Linked DNA regions of Homo sapiens: region 2 is linked to region 1. Evidence: read pairs that join two places in POLR2A ChIA-PET (ENCODE). Cell type or tissue: PC-9. All regions are shown on one strand. Links, peaks and the distances in the headings refer to the core of each region. The heading gives the core; the rest is flanking DNA.

Region 1 (8,439 bases), core at 2,536-5,035:
GTTGGCTCTGTCTTTATTTTAGATCAGCCATTGTAATGAAAACATTCATTTCTACACATTTATTTATTTATTTTTTGAGACGGAGTCTCGCTCTGTCACCCAAGCTGGAGTGCAGTGGCGCAATCTTGGCTCACTGCAATCTCCGCCTCCCAGGTTCAAGTGATTCTCCTGCCTCAGCCTCCTGGGTAGCTAGGATTACAGACACATGCCACCAAGCCCAGCCTTTTTTTTTTTTTTTTTTTTTTTAAAGACGGAGTCTCGCTCTGTTGCCCAGGCTGGAGTGCAGTGGCACAATCTTGGCTCTCTTGGCTCACTGCAAGCTCTGCCTCCCGGGTTCACGCCATTCTCCTGCCTCAGCCTCCCGAGTAGCTGAGACTACAGGCGCTTGCCACCACGCCCAGCTAATTTTTTGTATTTTTAGTAGAGACGGGGTTTCACCGTGTTAGCCAGGATGGTCTCGATCTCCTGACCTCGTGATCCGCCCGCCTCGGCCTCCCAAAGTGCTAGGATTACAGGCATGAGCTGTACTATGCCTGGCTCATTTCTATACTTTTAAATCATATCCTAGAAGAAGAACCAAACAGAAACACAGCAACATGACTGTCATAGTCACAGAAATTCCCTCAACCTGTTTAAAAGAAAATACTCTTTCAATCTGAATTTCATATATTCAGCTTTGCTACTCTAAGAGTAGCAGCATTCAATGGATCTCTTTTATAGCATGTAAAACCTGGTCTATTTTGTAAGCTCCATTTACATTCACACTGCCTTTGACATGGAGTTGTTTTTGTTTTGTTTTGTTTTTTTGAGACATAGTCTTGCTCTGTCGCCCAGGCTGGAGTGCAGTGGCACAATCTCGGCTCACTGCAAGCTCCACCTCCCAGGTTCACGCCATCCTCCTGCCTCAGCCTCCCGAGTAGCTGGGACTACAGGTGCACGCCGCCACGCCCGGCTAATTTTTTGTATTTTTAGTAGAGATGGGGTTTCACCGTGTTAGCCAGGATGGTCTTGATCTCCTGACCTTGTGATCCGCCCGCCTTGGCCTCCCAAAGTGCTGGGATTACAGGTGTGAGCTACTGTGCCTGGCCAACATGGAGTTGTTTTTAAATAATTCAGACACTATGATGATTTACACTGGAAATCCATATAAGATCCTCACCTGGTTATCTTGGGAATGCTGGTCAACCAACAGGACAAACCATCAACAGTGTGAAATTTGCATTTACAGGCCTTCTCCTCGTCTGTGTGGACATTTCCTCTCCCTCCCTATCCCTGCACACTAGGGATTAACAATCTGCACTTGTTGGGGAGGGAAAGAAGTCACGTTTGTCATGTTTTGTCTGGCATTGTTTTTTCTGAAATGATTCCGTTTTAGGATGTGAGCTCCTTCAAATAGGAGTTTCAATTCCTTATATATAATATACAGTACTCAGCACACAGTAGTTTCCTATATATAATTTTTAAAAATCATTAAGCATTTCATCTCTGTATTTCATATTTTAGCTTGAGTTAATAGCTGTTTGGGGAAAAAAAAGATGACTAGCACCATAAATCATATTTTGGTGACCAAAATTAGTCAAAAAGAATATATTATACTGATTTTGATATTTTGGATTAGGGAGACAACTTGATGTTAACTTACATTTAACAGAGGTTCCATTTTAGCAACAATATATGCATATCAGATAAAGAACAAAGGAAATCAGATACTGTTGTGATGAAATCCATCAAATTTTCAGGTAAGGCTTAAAAAGGTGAAGATAGGGAGAAAAAACCTTCCATGGCCATATCAAATGATGGAAATTAACTCAGCCTCAAGGGAAAATATCATAGAAAATGATGAATTGAAAACAGGGTAATGGTAGCTTGCACACATAGCCTTAATTATAGTATTCACTATTACCAATACTGTAATTCATTAACCTCACCTCTTATAGGCCTAGCAGAGGCTTGATCACTACGTGAACTAAATAGATAATAGAATTTAAAACATTCCCCACCAGATCTACTTTAACATGTCTTTAAATTAGGTTGTATCATCAGTTTTTGATTCACCCAACTGTTCTGGTGCCTTTTAAGAGCTGATAAAGTTATTAAACTATACACATTTGCCCAGTGAGCAGTAAAGGCCTTCCACAGAGTATAATTTAAGCACATCTCAGAAATACTCCTTCCCTGGGGCACTTGAATGTTTTTTAATGTTAGCAATAAAGGAGGGCGAAAGAGTAAACCCAAATCTTGCAAATCTGCCCCTGAAGTAACTCACCTCTCCCGAGGCCTGCGACCGGCTGCCTTTCTGTTTTTCTGGCACAGTCCCTGCTGCAAGGCCAGTGTCTGAGATCCTCACTGTGTTTGGGGTGGAGCTGGCGGTAGTGACCACAGCTGCGGAAGCCACTATGCCCTGGCCAACTTGTTCCAGTGTTTTTCCTGCCTCTTTGTTTTCGGCTCCACCCACCTCTGGGGCCAAAGGTGTCTGACCTGTGGCTGTAGAATATGGAGTGAAAGATGCAGGTGTGTCCCCACCTACAGGCTCATCCTGCACCACCAGAGTCCTGCCGTTTTCTTTGGTGTAAGTGGCAAAGCGAATGTTGCGGTTTATCTGGGGGACAAATGTAGACGGTGGCTGCTTGGCTCTCTGATCCAGCCCTGGCTCTCCACTGGCATTCCCTCCTTTCCAGGGCCCTCGGCTTGCCTCACCTCCATCGCTCCCATTACTGTCTACTTCACCCCTGTCTCCTTTTAATTTCTTTGATGCAGGGTCACACCCAGAGTCCGAAGCACTTTTCCTCCTCCGGCCATCTTTCCCCTCTATGCTTTCTCTCTTCTTCTTTCCTTTGGAAGATTTTACTGCTTTTAACGTACCCCCCTACAAAACAAAATTCAAAAAAGATTACAAGGAAACTTTCATCCTGTGAATACCACACACCATTAGCTCTTTCCCATCTCTAGAAGCAGACAAAGCAGGCATAGACTGCCAAGTTCCAATGCCAGTTCTAAAACATCCCCTTTGTTAAAAGCTCTAATCTTTGTGTGACTCAATTTATACACACACATTCAAGATAATAGTTACTAGAGGTTAACTCACTTGGCAAACTTTCTCTTAAATAAAACATTACACTGCCTTAAATGGACTTCTTTGAGGGTTTTAACAATTTGTTGAGTTTCTTTTACAAAATAGAGTGCTAAAGCTAGGGTGGGAGCTCATTTACCCCTTGATGAAATAACTCACTTTATTACATATTTACCTCCTTGCTTGAAAGAAACTTGCATTTTAAGTACTGAAATAGGACATCTTCTCTAACCAGAAGTCACTAAACCAACGTTTGTGAGTCTGTGACCAAAGGAAAAGTGAACCTGGGCTGGGCACAGTGGCTCACGCCTGTAATCCCAGCAGTTTGGGAGGCCAAGGCGGGCAGATCACAAGGTCAGGAGATTGAGACCATCCTGGCCAACATGGTGAAACCCCATCTCTACTAAAATATAAAAAATTAGCTGGGTGTGGTGGCGTATGCCTGTAGTCCCAGCAACTTGGGAGGCTGAGGCAAGGGAATCGCTTGAACCCAGGAGGCCTGGCGTGTTGGCTCATGCCTGTAATCCCAACACTTTGGGAGGCTGAGGTGGGTGGATCTACCTGAGGTCAGGAGTTTGAGACCAGCCTGGGCAACATGGTGAAACCCTGTCTCTACTAAAAATACAAAATCAGCCAGGCATGGTGGTGCATTTCTGTAATCCCAGCTATTGGGGAGGCTGATGCAGGAGAATCACTTGAACCCGGGAGGGGAAGGTTGCAGTGAGCCGAGATTGCGCCACTGCACTCCAGCCTGGGCAACAAGAGGGAAACTCCTTATCAAAAAACAAAACAAAACAAAACAAAAAACTGTTATGCAAAGCTCAAGATTAACTTTTGTTTGCCTATACTTTTGGTAATATTATCTAAGTTTCTAAACCTTTCTTTCCTTTTTTTTTTTTTTCCTGAGATGGAGTCTTGCTCTGTTGCCCAGGCTGGAGTGCAGTGGCACAATCTTGGCTCACTGCAACCTCCACCTAACGGGTTCAAGTGACTGTCTTGCCTCAGCCTCCCCAGGAGCTGGGACTACAGGTGTGTGCCACCACATCCGGCTAATTTTTTTTTTTTTTTTTTTTTTTTGAGACAAGAGTTTCGCTCTTGTCGTGCAGGCTGGAGTGCGATGGTGTGATTTCAGCTCATGACAACCTCCGCCTCCTAGGCTCAAGCGAATCTCCTGCCTCAGCCTCCCAAGTAGCTGGGACTACAGGCGCCTGCCACCATGCCCAGCTAATTTTTTGTATTTTTAGTAGAGACAGGGTTTCACCATGCTGGCCAGGTTGGTCTTGAACTCCTGACCTCAGGTAATCTACCCACCTCAGCCTCCCAAAGTGCTGGAATTACAAGTGTGAGCCACTGCACCTGGCCTAATTTTTGTATTTTTTTAGTAGAGATGAGGTTTCGCCATGTTGGCCAGGCTGGTCTCGAACTCCGGACCTCAGGTGATCTGCCCACCTCGGCCTCCCAAAGTGCTGGGATTACAGGTATGAGCCACCACGCCCAGCCTCTAAACCTTTCATTCAAGAACTTTATCTGTTTGCTAAGTGTTGTTTTCTTTTGACTTTTTTTTTTTTTTTTAAGTCGGAGTCTTGCTCTGTCACCCAGGCTGGAGTGCAGTGGCACGATCTCGGCTCACTGCAAGCTCCACCTCCCAGGTTCACGCCATTCTCCTACCTCAGCCTCCAGAGTAGCTGGGACTACAGGTGCCCGCCACCGCGCCCGGCTAATTTTTTTTGTATTTTTAGTAGAGATGGGGCTTCACCATGGTCTCGATCTCCTGACCTCGTGATCCAGCCGCCTCGGCCTCCCAAAGTGTTGGGATTACAGGCGTGAGCCACCGCGCCTGGCCTTGATTTTTTTCTTCTTTTTTTTTGAGACGGAGTTTTGCTCTTGCCACCCAGGCTGGAGTGCAATAGCACAATCTCAGCTCACTGCAACCTCCGCCTCCTGTGTTCAAGCGATTTTCTTGCCTCAGCCTCCCAAGTAGCTGGGATTACAGGTGCCCGCCACTACGCCCAGCTAATTTTTGTGTTTTTTAGTAGAGACAGGGTTTCATCATGTTGGCCAGGCTGTTCTCAAACTCTGACCTCAGGTGATCCACCTGCCTCGGCCTCTTTTGATTTTTAAAAGCTTTTAAATTCTTTCTCAATCTCTATCACCACCCAGTTTTCACTGTTGCAGATCACAATCAGTGAACTCTGTTCTTTCTTGTTCATTCACCCATACTTAAAGGAGATGAGGTGATCATGGATCTCTAAAAAGGGTTACTATAAAACTTGGCAGAACTATAAAAAATAATTGGACTCTGCTAGCAAAGAAAACAGTAATATCATGTTAATACCAAAAAAGGAAGACCCAACATCTGCTGCTAAAAACCAAAGATCACCAGGCGTGGTGGTTCGTTCGCGCCTGTAAACCCAGAACTTTGGGAGGCCAAGGTGGGCGGATCACGAGGTCAGGAGTTTGACACCAGCCTGGTCAATATGGTGAAACCCTGTCTCTACTAAAAATACAAAAATTAGCTGGGCATGGTGGTGTGCGCCTGTAGTCCCAGCTACTCAGGAGGCTGAGACAGAAGAATCACTTGAACCCGGGAGGCGGAGGTTGCAGTGAGCCAAGATCACCCCACTGCACTCCAGCATGGGTGACAGAGCAAGACTCCATCTCAAAAAAAAAAAGAAAAAAACAAAAACAAACATCCCACCTATAAGTCATCCAGCCAACTTGCAGAGCCTGGCTCACAGCAACATACTACCAGTCCCTAAACAACTTATATGTAAGTCCTACTTACAGTGAGCTACTCATACGTGAGTAAGCAGCCTACAACATTGAGACCAGTACTCCCCAGTTCTATTTGGCCAGCTGAACAGTACCTGGCATACAATATATGCTTAATGAAGGAATGAAATAAGGAAAGGAACAAAAAAGGGGACCAATACACGATCAAAGTAGCAGGTGTTTTTGGCATGCAAACACAGTCAAGAGACTTACCCTGTTTGTGGTAATATTACATGTAGTAAACAGTTCTTAAATTTAACCCTGGCCAGGTGCAGTGGCTCATGCCTGTCATCCCAGCACTTTGGGAGGCTTAGGTGAGAGTTTGAGACCAGACTGGGCAAGATAGCGAGACCCTGCCTCAAAAAAAAAAAATTTTTTTTCTTTTCCTATTCTGATCTTGTTTTAGGAAGTCAAGAATGACTGGATAAAGATGAGGAAAGACTATATACTTAGCAGGAGTGGCAACGACAGCAATATTACAGAGGTGCCAAGATACTGTGAGGAATATGTGGACAGCTGGTCAACTGAAGGAAATTCACACAGAATTACTCGATTGGTTCAGGCAGAGATTTTTATTTATTTACTTTTTTTTTTGAGACGGAGTCTTGCTCTATCACCCAGGCTGGAGTGCAATGGTGCGATCTCAGCTCATTGCAACCTCCACGTCCCAGGTTCTAGCGATTCTCCCACCTCGGCCTCCCGAGTAGCTGGGATTACAGGCACCCACCATCAGGCCTGGCTATTTTTTTTTTTGTATTTTTGTAGAGACAGCGTTTCACCACGTTGGTCAGGCTGGTCTTGAATTCCTGACCTCAGGTGATCCGCCTGCCTCGGCCTCCCAAAGTGCTGGGATTACAGGCGTGAGCCACTGCACCTGGCCCAGAGAGCTTTAATGTATCTTTTTTGGGGCTATATTAATTCTGAATAAACCAAGAGTTGGGCTGGTTCATAACAATTATGGAGTAACCAATGCACTGGGGGCTGAGCACTGAACTAGGTACCAGCTTGAATTGATTCTACTTGGGAATACAGAATTTCAGACTCCGTTGGAGCTCACTGCCACCGAATGGAAAAAAAAAAAAAGTGGACGTAGTTTATCCTTCACTTCTTGTTACTTGGTAGATCACGAGTATTACTACTGCTTATTGCACTTTTAACTGACTACTATATCTTTCAAATATACCTGTCCTGACAGAATATAGGAAGAAACCAGCCTTGCACTTTAGAAGAACTAGGGAACATAGTCATGCTTAAAAGGGTTTGCTCAAACTAGGTCTCTTTCTTGAGAATATCCCCCCTTAATTAGACAGACTGTGGAGAGAGCAAAAAAATGTACAGTGGCTAAAGCTGAACAACTCAAAAGGCATCCATGGAAAACACATATATAAGGGATCTACACACAGCAAGATAATGCAAGCTCATGAGTCTGCTCAGGAATGCAGTCCATTACTGTACCTCGCTTTGAGGCGCTGAATTATCCATCAGCATCACATGGATTAGTCTGGGATCTACCGACTTGATCTCACCACTCTACAGTAGGAGGGGAAAAAGATATTTAATGCCTTGTCCATAAAGACATAATTATATAATTTCCTAATCAATGTAATTATCTCTTTATTGATTCAACTCACCTACTAGAATGAAAGCTCCATGAGAGCAGAGATCTCTACTGTCTCATTTACTGCTACAACAGGTCTAGAATATGGTAAGCATTCAAATATTTAAGTGAATGAATGAAAGAAGTGAATTCATGTCCAACTGTGTCTTTTAGCGATGTTAATTCTGAATCCTGTATCTCTAAAACTGTCCTATTCTGTATAGTATGAAACAAAAAACCTTCAGAACCAATAATCATTAAAAGAATCACTCTAGGGCTGGGTGCGGTGGTTCACATCTGTAATCTCAGCATTTTGGGAGGCCAAGGTGGGTGGATCACCTGAGGTCAGCAGTTCAAGACCAGCCTGGCCAACATGGTGAAACCCTGTTTCTACTAAAAATACAAAAAATTAGCTGGGTGTGGTGGCGTGTCTGTAATCTCAGCGAATCAGGAGGCTGAGGCAGGAGAATTGCTTGAACCTGGGAGGCGGAGGTTGCAGTGAGCCGAGATCGTGCCATTGCACTCCAGCTTGGGCAACAAAAGCAAATCTCTGTCTCAAAAAGAAAAAAAAAAAAAAATCACTCCAGGCTGGGCATGGTGGATCATGCCTGTAACCCCAGCACTTTGGGAGGCTGAGGCAGGAGGACCAGGAGTTCGAGACCAGCCTGGGCAACACAGTGAGACTCTGTTTAAAAAAGAATCATTCTACTATTAAAGAATAAAAACTCAGTGGGGGGCAATTTGATAGAAAATTTCAAATTTATTGTGCATATTCTTTGACCTAGCAATTATACATATAAATTTATTCCAATAAATAATGTAAAAAATGTTCAAGGATGTTCACTGTGACATATTAGTGAAAATATTGGCAATGATTTAAATGTCTATCAATTTTAGATTAGTCATGATATATCCATGTAGTGGAAAAGAACGCATCTATTTTAAAGGATGAGACAGATCTTTACATTTACATACAAAAATGCTCACTATATACAATTAA
Region 2 (2,500 bases), core at 1-2,500, 300 kb after region 1:
AGTCCAGAGAAGTGAGGAGAGGGCAGGGTCTTCCTCAGTATTTATGTGAGAAAATTCTGAATGTCCAAGGGAGGAAATCAGCAGCTCTTCTCATTTGTTCCTAACTGGCAGGGCTGCAGGAGCCACCGGCCCAGTGGGGGATCTGGGAGGAGGGACTCAGTTTTCGCCAAAAGCCCCGCCCTGCCCAGCCCCTCCAGCCCTTCTTCCCTCCCAGAATGAGAAGGAGGCTGCTTTTCTCCTATACGTGAGATTTCTTTCTTCTATATGTCAATTTTGTCTCTTCCTGCTTCTTTGGCCCATTTCTCAGAATCATGTAGGCCAGAGCAGGCTGGGTCCTTAACCCTGAAGGCAGGTCACCTATTCTTGGAGCTACAGTGTCCTCATCTGTCAGTGAGAGCCCACTCTCTGTCCTGCCATCCTCCCCAAGGTGTTAATAATCATAAAGCAACTCCATCTGGGGCTGCTTCCTACTCATTTACCTAAACCAGTGAGTGCGCCATCCCTACCACTTCCTTCAAGGCTGTGAGGTGATGGAGCTGTGGGACTATGGAGCAGGAACACTTCAGAGTCCATCTCTGCAACAGTCCCTTCCACCACATTCTAGCAACTGCTGGGAAATTTCCTTAATTCCTAGCAAATCTATCCTTTTATATCTGAGGGTTACAACTCCAGTTAGTTGATTTTTTATATATCTGAGAACCAACCTTAGGGCCACCCAGGGTTATATTTGGGAAGACTGATGCCTTTCTCTTTTTTTTTTTTTTTTGAGACAGAGTCTCTCGCTCTGTCGCCCAGGCTGGAGTGCAGTGGTGCAATCTCAGCTCACTACAACCTCTGCCTCCTGGGTTCAAGTGATTCTCCTACCTCAGCCTCCCAAGTATCTGAGACTACAGGTGCCAGCCACCACACCCAGCTAAATTTTGTATTTTTAGTAGAGAAGGGGTTTCGCCAGTTGGCCAGCCTGGTCTTGAACTCCTGGGCTCAAGTGATCTGCCCACCTTGGCCTCCCAAAATGCTGGGATTATAGGCATGAGCCACTGGGCGTGGCCCTGATGCCTTTCTTTCTGATACTACTTTGTTACTAGGACTTCAGCTCCTTAGGTGGGAATCTGTCTTTTATTTTATTTTATTTATTTATTTATTTATTTATTTATTTATTTATTTATTTATTTTGAGATGGAGTCTCACTCTGTCGCCAGGCTGGAGTGCAGTGGCATGATCTCGGCTCACTGCAACCTCCACTTCCTGGGATCGAGCAATTCTCCTGCCTCAGCCTCCGGAGTAGCTGGGATTACAGGTGTGCGCCACCATGCCCAGCTAATTTTTGTATTTTTAGTAGAGACGGGTTTCACCATGTTGGCCGGGATGGTCTCGATCTCTTAATCTCGTGATCCACCTGCCTCGGCCTCCCAAAGTGCTGGGATTACAGGCGTGAGCCACCATACCCAGCCTTATTTTATTTTATTTTTTGAGGCAGAGTTTCACTCTTGTCACCCGGGCTGGAGTGCAAGTGTGCCATCTCAACTTACTGCAACCTCCACCTCTGTGTTCAAGTGATTCTCCTGCCTCAGCCTCCCCAGTAGCTGAGATTACAGGCATGTGCCACCATGTCCAGCTAATTTTGTACTTTTAGTAGAGACAGGGTTTCCCTATGTTGGCCAGGCTGGTCTCAAACTCCTGACATCAGGTGATCCACACGCCTTTGGCCTCCTGAAGTGCTGGGATTACAGGCATGAGCCACCGCACCCAGCCAGGAATGTCTTTTAGGTTCACTTTCGGTTCTTAGAGCTTAAGAAGGCACCTGGATGAACAAACGAAAGACCCTGTGACCCCTAGTGGGCACCATTAGGTATGCTTGGGGACTAGAACAAAAGGTGGGAAAGTCCTTCTTGGTTGCTGAAGCTCTTTCCTAAGGCTGGAGAAGGAAGTCTAGAGAAGTTCAGAGGAAAGCATAGATGGAAAGTCACAGTTCTGACTCCATCCTGTGACCATTACAACATCCAGATCACTTCCCAGAACTTTGGACCTGGTTTGGGTGGGAAGTGGAGCTCAGAGATCCCCCCACCAAAGGAGTTCCAGGGGCCAAAGAGTCCCCAGGTGTCTTTAGGGCATACTCCAAGTATGGGCCAGGCTTGGCGTCGGTCTGCAAACTGACTGTTGTCCTTCTGACATAAGATAATTACAAAAATAGAAGTGTTTAGAAATTTTTATAGCAATTTGGAGCAATTTTAGATATGCTAAACCTAGGAGGAAATTTGGGCTCTTATTTTGTATGTAGTTTTTTGTTTCATTTCTTCAGAAGGATGAGGACAAAAAGTCCTAATGGACTAAAGCTCTGCCTCCCAGCCCCCCGCAAGCTCTCTTCCTTTGATTGCTTGTGGGCCTCTCTGCTTGGGGAAAATAGGTGTCCCAGACTTGAGTTAAGCGAGAAAAGCCCACTGAGTTAGCCTCAGCGGCCTTTTCTCTGTCTCCTACTTTTCCCAATCAAGAATCTAATTTA

The links. Peaks named below come from ENCODE experiments on the same cell type or tissue, not always from the same donor. Only the 100,000 strongest peaks of a DNase experiment are listed, where the experiment ranks them.
Region 2: POLR2A ChIA-PET joins it to region 1 with 27 read pairs; 3 of 35 experiments call an interaction of 5 or more read pairs at or near these places.

What each region holds. Positions count from the first base shown.
Region 1 is chr5:138,380,449-138,388,887 of GRCh38, reverse strand. It overlaps KDM3B (lysine demethylase 3B), which reads right to left. Exons shown (of 24, transcript NM_016604.4): 6 at 7,298-7,372; 7 at 2,267-2,866. Among named protein-coding and RNA genes, the nearest start is that of KDM3B, 32 kb to the right of the region's middle. In PC-9, for the core only: no CTCF peak of the experiment used is centred there; no DNase peak of the experiment used is centred there.
Region 2 is chr5:138,081,549-138,084,048 of GRCh38, reverse strand. It overlaps WNT8A (Wnt family member 8A), which reads right to left and starts at 16. Exons shown (of 5, transcript NM_001300939.2): 1 at 1-16. In PC-9, for the core only: no CTCF peak of the experiment used is centred there; no DNase peak of the experiment used is centred there.